Regions from separate parts of the Homo sapiens genome. Here region 2 is linked to region 1. Evidence: read pairs that join two places in POLR2A ChIA-PET (ENCODE). Cell type or tissue: OCI-LY7. All regions are shown on one strand. Each heading gives the region's core, and the rest is flanking DNA. Links, peaks and the distances in the headings are about the cores only.

Region 1 (4,402 bases), core at 222-4,221:
ACGAAACTAATTCCTATTCAAGGTCCTACAGCTAGTAATGGTAAAATCTTGTCTAAAAATATAGTTACTATTTTTAACTAAGAGAAAAAATACTGTAGTTCTTTATTTTTGATTTAGCTGTGTCAACCAGGAAGTTACTAATAAAAGGAATAGCATGGACTTGTGCAGCTAAGTTCTATTAGGATTATTTCAAAAAAAATTTTCAGATTGTATCACAGGAAGTTGTGTTAAAATTGTATTGACTATTATTCAGCCTAAGTGTAGGTACTGACACTTACTGACTAGCTATTTTTCTTTTAAATGTTAACTGAATAATAATGTTATAGATTACCCATTTTATAACTTTTAAAATATATCCAGATTAAAATGTTTTTGATAAAGAATATCTGCTAGTATTCTCTGTTGGACCTCTACATGCTTGATTTTAAATCTTTGTGAAAATGTATGTGAATGCTATTTAAAAAATATATAGAATGTTAGCTTTATCCTGGCTTTGAAGCAGAAGAAATATATATAAAGTCCCCCACCACCCCCAAAAAAAACCCCAAATTATATTTTTCTTCAAATAGCCATTGAACCCTTAAAAATAAATTTAGATGCTTATTTCATTACAGCTGGTAAATTCTGTTTAATTTTAAACCTTTATTATTATTATTATTATTATTATTATTATTATTATTATTTCTGAGACAGAGTCTAGCTCTGTCACCCAGACTGGAGTGCAGTGGTGTGATCTCAGCTCACTGCAATCTCTGCCTCCCAGGTTCAAGCAGTTCTCCTGCCTCAGCCTCCCGAGTAGCTGGGATTACAGGTGTGTGCCACCATACCTGGCTAATTTTTGTATTTTTAGTAGAGATAGGGTTTTGCCATGTTGGCCAGGCTGTTCTTGAACTCCTGGCCTCAAGTGATACACCCATCTCCGCCTCCCAAAGTGCTGGGATTATAGGCGCGAGCCATTGTGCCTGGCCTAATTATGTTTTTAGTAATTCATAAGTATTGACTTTCTTCTACAGTCTAAAGTAAGATTTCTTGTGTAGTTTCTCCATGGGCTACAAGGAACCTCGATTCAGAGATTTTCACTGCCACTTAACATTGCATATTAGCAAAGAAGTACCACATTGCATTAGAAACTAGAAATATTTCTAATGAAATGAACACTGGAGCAAATTTCATTTGTAACACATATTAATAAACACTGGTATGGCAAAGACCATGTAGGTGTTTAGAATTTTTTTCTCCTTATTCTTTATACTACTTTATCCAAATGAGTCTTGAGCAGCTAATCTTCTGCATCAGCAAAACTGTTGGAAGAAACTGTAGAAATCGAAGTTCAAAATTATACAGCATTTTTATTTAACATGTTTACCATGTTGATAGAACAGTTCTCATTGGATTACTTTACTTAATATAATGCTTTTTATAATGATTACATTGAAATTAATTTCATTTATTGGTTACTTTGTATGCAATAAGTTTATAATCCAGTAAGTACTTTTTCCTTTGAGTCTTACTGTGAGGAGGCATAATTAGGTTAGCTCTTATGCTAATTTAGCAGATGGTTAATAATAATTGGTGATAATGTAAAATACCCTGTGGTTCAGTGGCTAAACTGACACATTTCAATAAGCCCCTTCTCCACAGTTAGAATGAATTCTGGTGCTAATGTATTTTATTAGGACCACATTTCAGGGCAACATTGTCCACTCATGTAAGTTTAACTTCTGGATTTTATAATTTAATTATTTAAGTAACTTAAAGTTTTAATTAAAGTTAATCTTGGGAAATAGAATTTAGGAGAATATGATTACTTGTCCTACCTAAAGCATCACTAAATTTATTCTCTGTAGCTCCGAAAGTACAGAAGTCGACTTCATTCATCAAATAGTTTTTAGTCCCTACTAAGTGTCAGGCACTGTGCCCAGGCACTAGGATTACCAAGTGGTAAGTCAAAGAGACATAATGTCTGATGGCATACACTTTGTAGTCTAATGGAGGATAATACGTTAGGATAGATTTAGCTGCCATAATAAAGACCCAAAATTAAACTGGCTTAAACAAGACAGAAACCTATTTCTCCCCCAAGTAATATCTAATGTGGCTCCGTACTGTTAGGGACTAGGCTTGTTGCTTTGCTGTCCCTAAGATGTTGCCTTCTTCCATTGTCCAAGATGGCTCATACCACTGTGTCTGCATTCTAGTCAGTACAAATGGAGAAGGGGACGGTACGCCCTTTGCCTGTTAGAGGATCACTTAGAAGTGGCATACTTTCCTTCTCACGTCCCATTGGCCAGACTTAGCAGCCACACCCTGCTGTAGAGGAGCCTGGGAAATGTAGTCTTTGTTCTGGATGGCCTCCAATCTAGCTAAAAAATTGGGATTCTGCTTCTACAGAGGGAGAGAACAAATATGGAGGAAGAGCCCCTGTAATACAGAGGAAACATGTCAAACTAATCACATAAATCAACCTAAAATTGTAAGTCTATAAAGAGAAAAAGAGTATGTAGGGGGAATTTGATGTAGAGAGGGAAATCAAGGAAGCCCTCTCTGAGAAAGAATTTACAGAAGAGTAAAGCCAGAGGGCATGAGGACAGTGTGGTGTTAGAAGAATCCCAAAATATCATTAAAAATACAGTTTATTGCGTAACTTTGAGGTATCTAAACTGACGGCAGTTCATAAACATTTTTGCTCATGTCAAGATAATATTGCATGGTAGTTCTTAGTAGCTTCATTTTGCAAATGAGAAAATTGAAGCTTTAGGGACTTGTCCTAAGGCTGCACAACCAAGGCTTTTTTAAGCAGTTACATGTGCTAAAAATTTCCATTTTCTTTTTTATTCCTTAAAGCAACTCCAAAAGGTAGCTGCTATTATTATTCCTGTTTAGCAGCTGGGAAATGTTAAGGTTTAGATTTGACCAAAGCCATAGAGCTGGCAGATGGCAAAGCCAAAACTGACACTGACCTGTCTCTGACTCCAGCCCCCGTGCTTGCTGCCTTTCTATTGTGCATGGCCTTCATGCCCAGTGCCTTGTAGTCTCAGAGGCTGTATTCTTAGAGCTGGAGTCAGGCTCAATATGAACTAGACACTTTCTGGTAATTAAAACCATTAAAAAAAATGAATTAATGACTTTTTTTTTTTTTTTTTTTGAGATGGAGTCTCACACTGTCACCCAGACTGGAGTGCAGTGGCACCATCTTGGCTGACTGCAATCTCCGCCTCCTGGGTTCAGGTGATCTTCCTGCCTCGGCCTCCTGAGTAGCTGGGACTTATAGACACCTGCCACCACGCCTGGCTAATTTTTATGGTTTTAGTAGAGACTGGGTTTTACCATGTTGGCTAGGCTGGTCTCAAACTTCTGACTTCAAGTAATCTGCCCGCCTTGGCCTCCCAAAGTGCTGGGATTACAGGCATGAGCCACCACGCCTGATCAGAAATTAATGACTTTTTAACTCATAGATGATATATAAAGAGATGCTTATTGCTTATAGAAAAATTTTAAAACAAAAAATATAAATTATTTGCATTTTACTTGTGTTTTTAGTATGTGTGTAAAGCACTTCAAGAGTTATACGGTGTTAATTGCTCAGCTGAAGATGTTTTGAACTTGGATTCTAGCACTGATGAAAAATTCAGCCGGCATTTAATATTTCAGCTCCATGATGTGGCATTTAAAGATAATATTCATGTTGGTAAGTACACGGCTTTTTAAAAATCATGGAGTTGTATTCAAAACTCATATGTTCTTATTCCTCTTAAAATTTTGTGTGTACTTATCAAGTTTTATGGTCATTAACTTATCCTAAAAAATGCGATGTAGGCTGAGTGCAGTGGCTCACACCTGCAATTCTAGCACTTGGGGAGGCCATGGTGGGCGGCTCACTTGAGGCTAGGAGTTTGAGACCAGCCTGGCCAAGCTGGCAAAACCCTGTCTCTACTAATTAGCCGGGCATGGTGGTGCATGCCTGTAGTCCCAGCTACTCGGGATGCTGAGGCACAAGGATTGCTTGAACCCAGGAGGCAGAGGTTGCAGTAAGCCAGGATCACACCACTGCACTCCAGCCTAGGCAACAGAGTGAGACCCTGTCTCAAAAAAAATAATGGCAATGTGTTTCTTCATGTTTTCAAGATGTTCCCTTAGCTTTGGACCTGTCTTTCTGTTCTAGACACATCAACCTATTCAGGACATCTTTGGCATTTGCATCTCTAATCCTAGATACTGGGATGGCCATCCATGTCCAGATAGTGGTTTCTGCTCCAACATGATTTATTTCAGTTTCCTGGAAAGTGCATGAGAGGCCTTTCCATTTCAAGCCTTATCTGCAATCTCATTTCTGGATTTCTGACCTTTGCTTCGGCCTTGCTTTGGGGCTTCGGTCCCAGGTCGTATCAAAGATGGCTTGTTT
Region 2 (4,402 bases), core at 142-4,141, 330 kb before region 1:
GAGCAGAAGGAAGAAAGAGAGAGTGGGAAGGTGCTACACACTTTCTTTTTTTTTTTTTGAGACGGAGTTTCACTCTTGTTACCCAGGCTGGAATGCAGTGGCACGATCTCGGCTCACGGCAACCTCGGCCTCCCGGGTTCAAGCGATTCTCCGGCCTCAGCCTCCCGAGTAACTGGGACTACAGGCGCCCGCCACCACACCCAGCTAACTTTGTATTTTTAGTGGAGATGGGGTTTCTCCATGTTGGTCAGGCTAGTCTCGAACTCCCGACCTCAGGTGATCTGCCCACCTTGGCCTCCCAAAATGCTGGGATTACAGGTGTGAGCCACCATGTCCAGCTGCTACACACTTTTAAACAACCATATCTCACGATAACTCACTGACCAGCACAAGAGCAGCACCAAGGGGACAGTGCTAAAACATTCATGAGAAAATGTCCCCATGATCCAATCACCTCCCCCTAGGCCTCACCTCTAACACTGGGAGATTACAATTGAACATCAGATTTGAGTGGGGACACAGATCCAAACCGTATCAATGGTGATATACTATTTTATATGGGTTCGATAAGAATCTGTCCTTTTTGTAACAGAACATAATTTTAAAAATTGATTAGATAATCAAGGCTTTGACCAAAATGTTTTATTTGAGAATAAGACATGGGGGTCCATTCCAAGATGGCCGAATAGGAACAGCTCCGGTCTGCAGCTCCCAGCCTGATCGACGCAGAAGACAGGTGATTTCTGCATTTCCAACTGAGAATAAGACATAAAATCACATATGAACAGACAGTTTTGAGGAACTAAGGTTAACTTTATGGAGCCAATGCATATGAAGCCCTCCCGGAAAGTCTGCCTGGTACCTGGATTATGGAGTTCCCAGCCTTACAGGTGAGTCAGGAAGGTGACTTTCTGGCAGGCCAAAGAAACTCAGGATGTTTTTAGGACCTCAAGAAGAGAAGAACCCATCTGAATCTCTAGGCATTGCAGATAAGGCCTGGTGGTGCTTGACTTGGCTTTATAGCTTCAAGAACTCTTGAAAGCATAATCTGAGATTACTTGTAAAAAGTTCCAGCAATGCAAACTTAAATAAGCCTACCTGGTCAGTTGCCATTCTTGCTGCAATTATGCAAATAAGTAAGTCAAATATAATGAGACAAGACTTATTTTGTAAACAAGAATAATCTTACTTTGGTTAATTTGGATCAAAAAAGGGGGATGACTGTAGAAAGATATTTTATAAAAACTATAGCACCTTCTTATGGGTTATTATTCTGGTCCTGTACTTGTCTTTCAGGTTTTGTTATCTACTTGTAAATTGAACGGGATCCTGTCATCATGCACAGCTTGTCAGTCCTTACCAAATTCTCAGTTCTTCTAGTTCCCTTTACTATCTGGCTACCACTCTCCAAACTGAGGTTTTTAATTTTTCTCCCACTGTCCTGATTTGGCATCACTGAGAACTAAAACCTAACTTCCCAGATCTTTATTGTGACTGTCTAAAGAAGCCCTTCAAGATGAAGTTGGACACTTCTACACTCTGCTCGGAAAAATAACCATGACTGTGACACTGATGTCTATGCCATCACCAAGGACATTCAAACTGCAAACCAGAAAATCCATGATCTGGGATGGCCACTGCAGTCCTCACCCCATCATCTAAAGATGCCTTGACATCTAGAAATCTTCTCAACTGGCTGCCCTGCTACCAAGTTTCAGCAGGGGGCTCAGCTTGTCCTTAATGAAAAAAAGGCCACCAAATGAGAAATTGACTTATATTGTTCAAAGGAAAGAAGAATGTCTCTTTTTCCCTTGAACAAGAGGAGGGACCAAGAAAGACCCTCCCCTTGACCAAATTTTAGATGAGCTCCTCTGAGGCCTCTTTTCAACAAGCTTTGTCCTTGCATCCTGTCTTCAGCCTGCCTAGTCCAATTGTAACAAGAGTCCTGCTAAGTCAGTTTAGGGAAAATCCTCCCACCTTTGATTTCTCCTCTTAGTAATTTTCCATCCACTGACTCTTCTCCTCCCATTCTGCTCACTGGCTAAAAACCTCCAGTGGTTTTTGCTGTATTCAGAGTTGAGCTCAACCATTTCCTGTCTCCTATTGCACAGTCTTGATACCTATTGCAATAATCTTGAATAAATCTTTCTTACTGCCTTAATAAGTGTAAGAAAATCTTTTTCTTTAATACCATTCTACCCTGATATGGTTTGGCTCTGTGTCCCCACCGAAATCTCATCTTGTAGCTCCCATAATTCCCACATGTTGTTGGAGGGACCCAGTGGGAGATGGTTGAATCATGGGGGCACGTCTTTCCCGTGCTGTTTCTTGTGCTGTTCTCGTGGGTCTCAGGAGATCTGATGGTTTTAAAATGTGAGTTTCTCTGCACAAACTCTTTGCCTACTGCCATCCACGTAAGATGTGACCTGCTCCTTCTTGCCTTCCGCCATGATTGTGAGGCCTCCCCAGCCATAAGGAACTATAAGTCTATTAAACCTCTTTCTTTTGTAAATTGCTCAGCCTCAGCTATGTCTTTATCAGGAGCATAAAAACTAATACATATGCTCATTCAAGATGGATTGGATTTACCCTCCTCCCTGAAAAAAAAAAAAAAGCAAAATATATTAAATAGCAATTTTAAGGTACTGGACACCAGGCAATTAAGGATAATGATACTTTGATACTTAAGAGATGAGACATAAATAATGTCATCCATACAGTGGCCAAAATTTACTACTGTGAAAGAGTTTTGAGGCTAAGATATAGGGAGAGGGAACCCTGGTGGAGCCCCAAGGCCTCCCTGAGTTGGGGAGACAGAGTTGAAGGTTGGAAAAACCACAGCAGTGAGAACTCACAAGCAGGTTCCCAGAGAGGAGAGATTTGTGCACACAGAGTTCTAGGGTTTTGCAGAGGGACCTCCTTAAGTATTCTTCTGAGTATTGATTTGTGCATGCATGACAGAAAATTACCCAAGGCCAAAAGAACCACCTGAGTGGATTAGAAGAAACAATGTCTGATACTCGGACACAGCTAGAAATAGTACCTATTCTTACCAGCCACATTTAAGACCATGATTCATGAAGCAATAAATAGAGTACACAGAAGGGTCTTAACTTAGTAGTGGGGAATAATTATGCCTAAACTGAGCACTGCTGTAGTACCACCTAAAAAATCTTAAAAGCAAGACTTTAAGTATTCAAGTGTTGCCAAGTATCTTAACTGTATTGCAGAACAAAGCTGAAGAACACTTATAAGATTGCAAAGAACCCAAGACCCAACAAGATAAAATTATAGTGGCTGGCATCAAATAAAAAATTACTCATCATGAAAAGAAGGAGGTAAACACTAGCCATAATGAAGAGAATAATCAATAAACTGAAATCAAACCAGAACTGACACAGACAGTAGAATAAACAGAAAAGGACATTAAAACAGTTACTATAGCTGTATTCTATATGTTTAAAAGGTCAAATAGAGACATGGAAGATTTAGAAAAGACTCAAATCATCTACAGATGGAAAGTTCAATATTGAGATGAAAAAAACACTATAGGATTAGTAGCAGATTAGCTATTGAAGAAGGGGAAAAAAGTGAAATTGAAATCATAGCAAAAGACGCTACCTAAAAGGAAACTCAGAGGGAAAAAATTCTTTTAATGAACAGAGCGTCAGTGAGCTATGTAGACTAGCCAATGGAATTCACATGAAAAAGCTACTAGAACTATTAGCAAAGTTATAGGCAAAATCAATTGCATTTCTATATATTAGCAATAACCCATTGGCAATTGAAACGGAAAGAAATAATACCTTTTACAATTAGGTCAAAAATATTAAATACTTAAGAATTAATCTGACAAAACTCTGAAAGATCTATATACTGAAAACCATACAACATCGTTGAGAAAAATTAAAGAAGACCTAAACAAATAAAGAAATATACTTTGTTCATGGGAGGAAGACTCAATATTGTTAAGATGTCAGTTCTCCCCAAAATGGTCTATAAATCCAGTGCAATCCCAATCAAAATCTCAGTAGGCTTTTTTTTTTTTTTTTGGAGAAATTGATAAGCTGATTCTAATACTTTTATGGAAATGCAAGGACCTAAAATAGCCAAAACAGTTTTCAAAAAGAAGAACAAAGTTGGAGGCCTAATATGACATTATTTCAAAGCTTATTATAAAGGAACAGTAATCAAACTAGTGCAATTTTGGCATAAAGTTAGAAAAACAGATCAATGAAGCAGAAGAGAGAGTCCAGAAACAGAACTGCACATTTATGTGTTGGTGAATGCCAGGGATTCAGCTTAGGTCTGATTGCTCACCACACAGAAAGCCAATCACTGAGACAACAAGTACTGCCAGGAAGAAAGGCTTTATTGCTGGTGATGCCAGCCAGGATATGGG

The links. ChIA-PET counts read pairs that join two places held together with the same protein. Peaks named below come from ENCODE experiments on the same cell type or tissue, not always from the same donor. Only the 100,000 strongest peaks of a DNase experiment are listed, where the experiment ranks them.
Region 2: POLR2A ChIA-PET joins it to region 1 with 7 read pairs; 2 of 35 experiments call an interaction of 5 or more read pairs at or near these places.

Annotation. Positions count from the first base shown.
Region 1 is chr4:184,662,377-184,666,778 of GRCh38, forward strand. It overlaps PRIMPOL (primase and DNA directed polymerase), which reads left to right. Exons shown (of 14, transcript NM_152683.4): 6 at 3,541-3,688. Among named protein-coding and RNA genes, the nearest start is that of PRIMPOL, 15 kb to the left of the region's middle. In OCI-LY7, for the core only: no CTCF peak of the experiment used is centred there; a DNase peak (open chromatin) is centred at 2,285.
Region 2 is chr4:184,333,665-184,338,066 of GRCh38, forward strand. No RefSeq gene overlaps it. Among named protein-coding and RNA genes, the nearest start is that of LINC02363, 18 kb to the right of the region's middle. In OCI-LY7, for the core only: a CTCF peak has its summit at 1,735; a DNase peak (open chromatin) is centred at 1,727.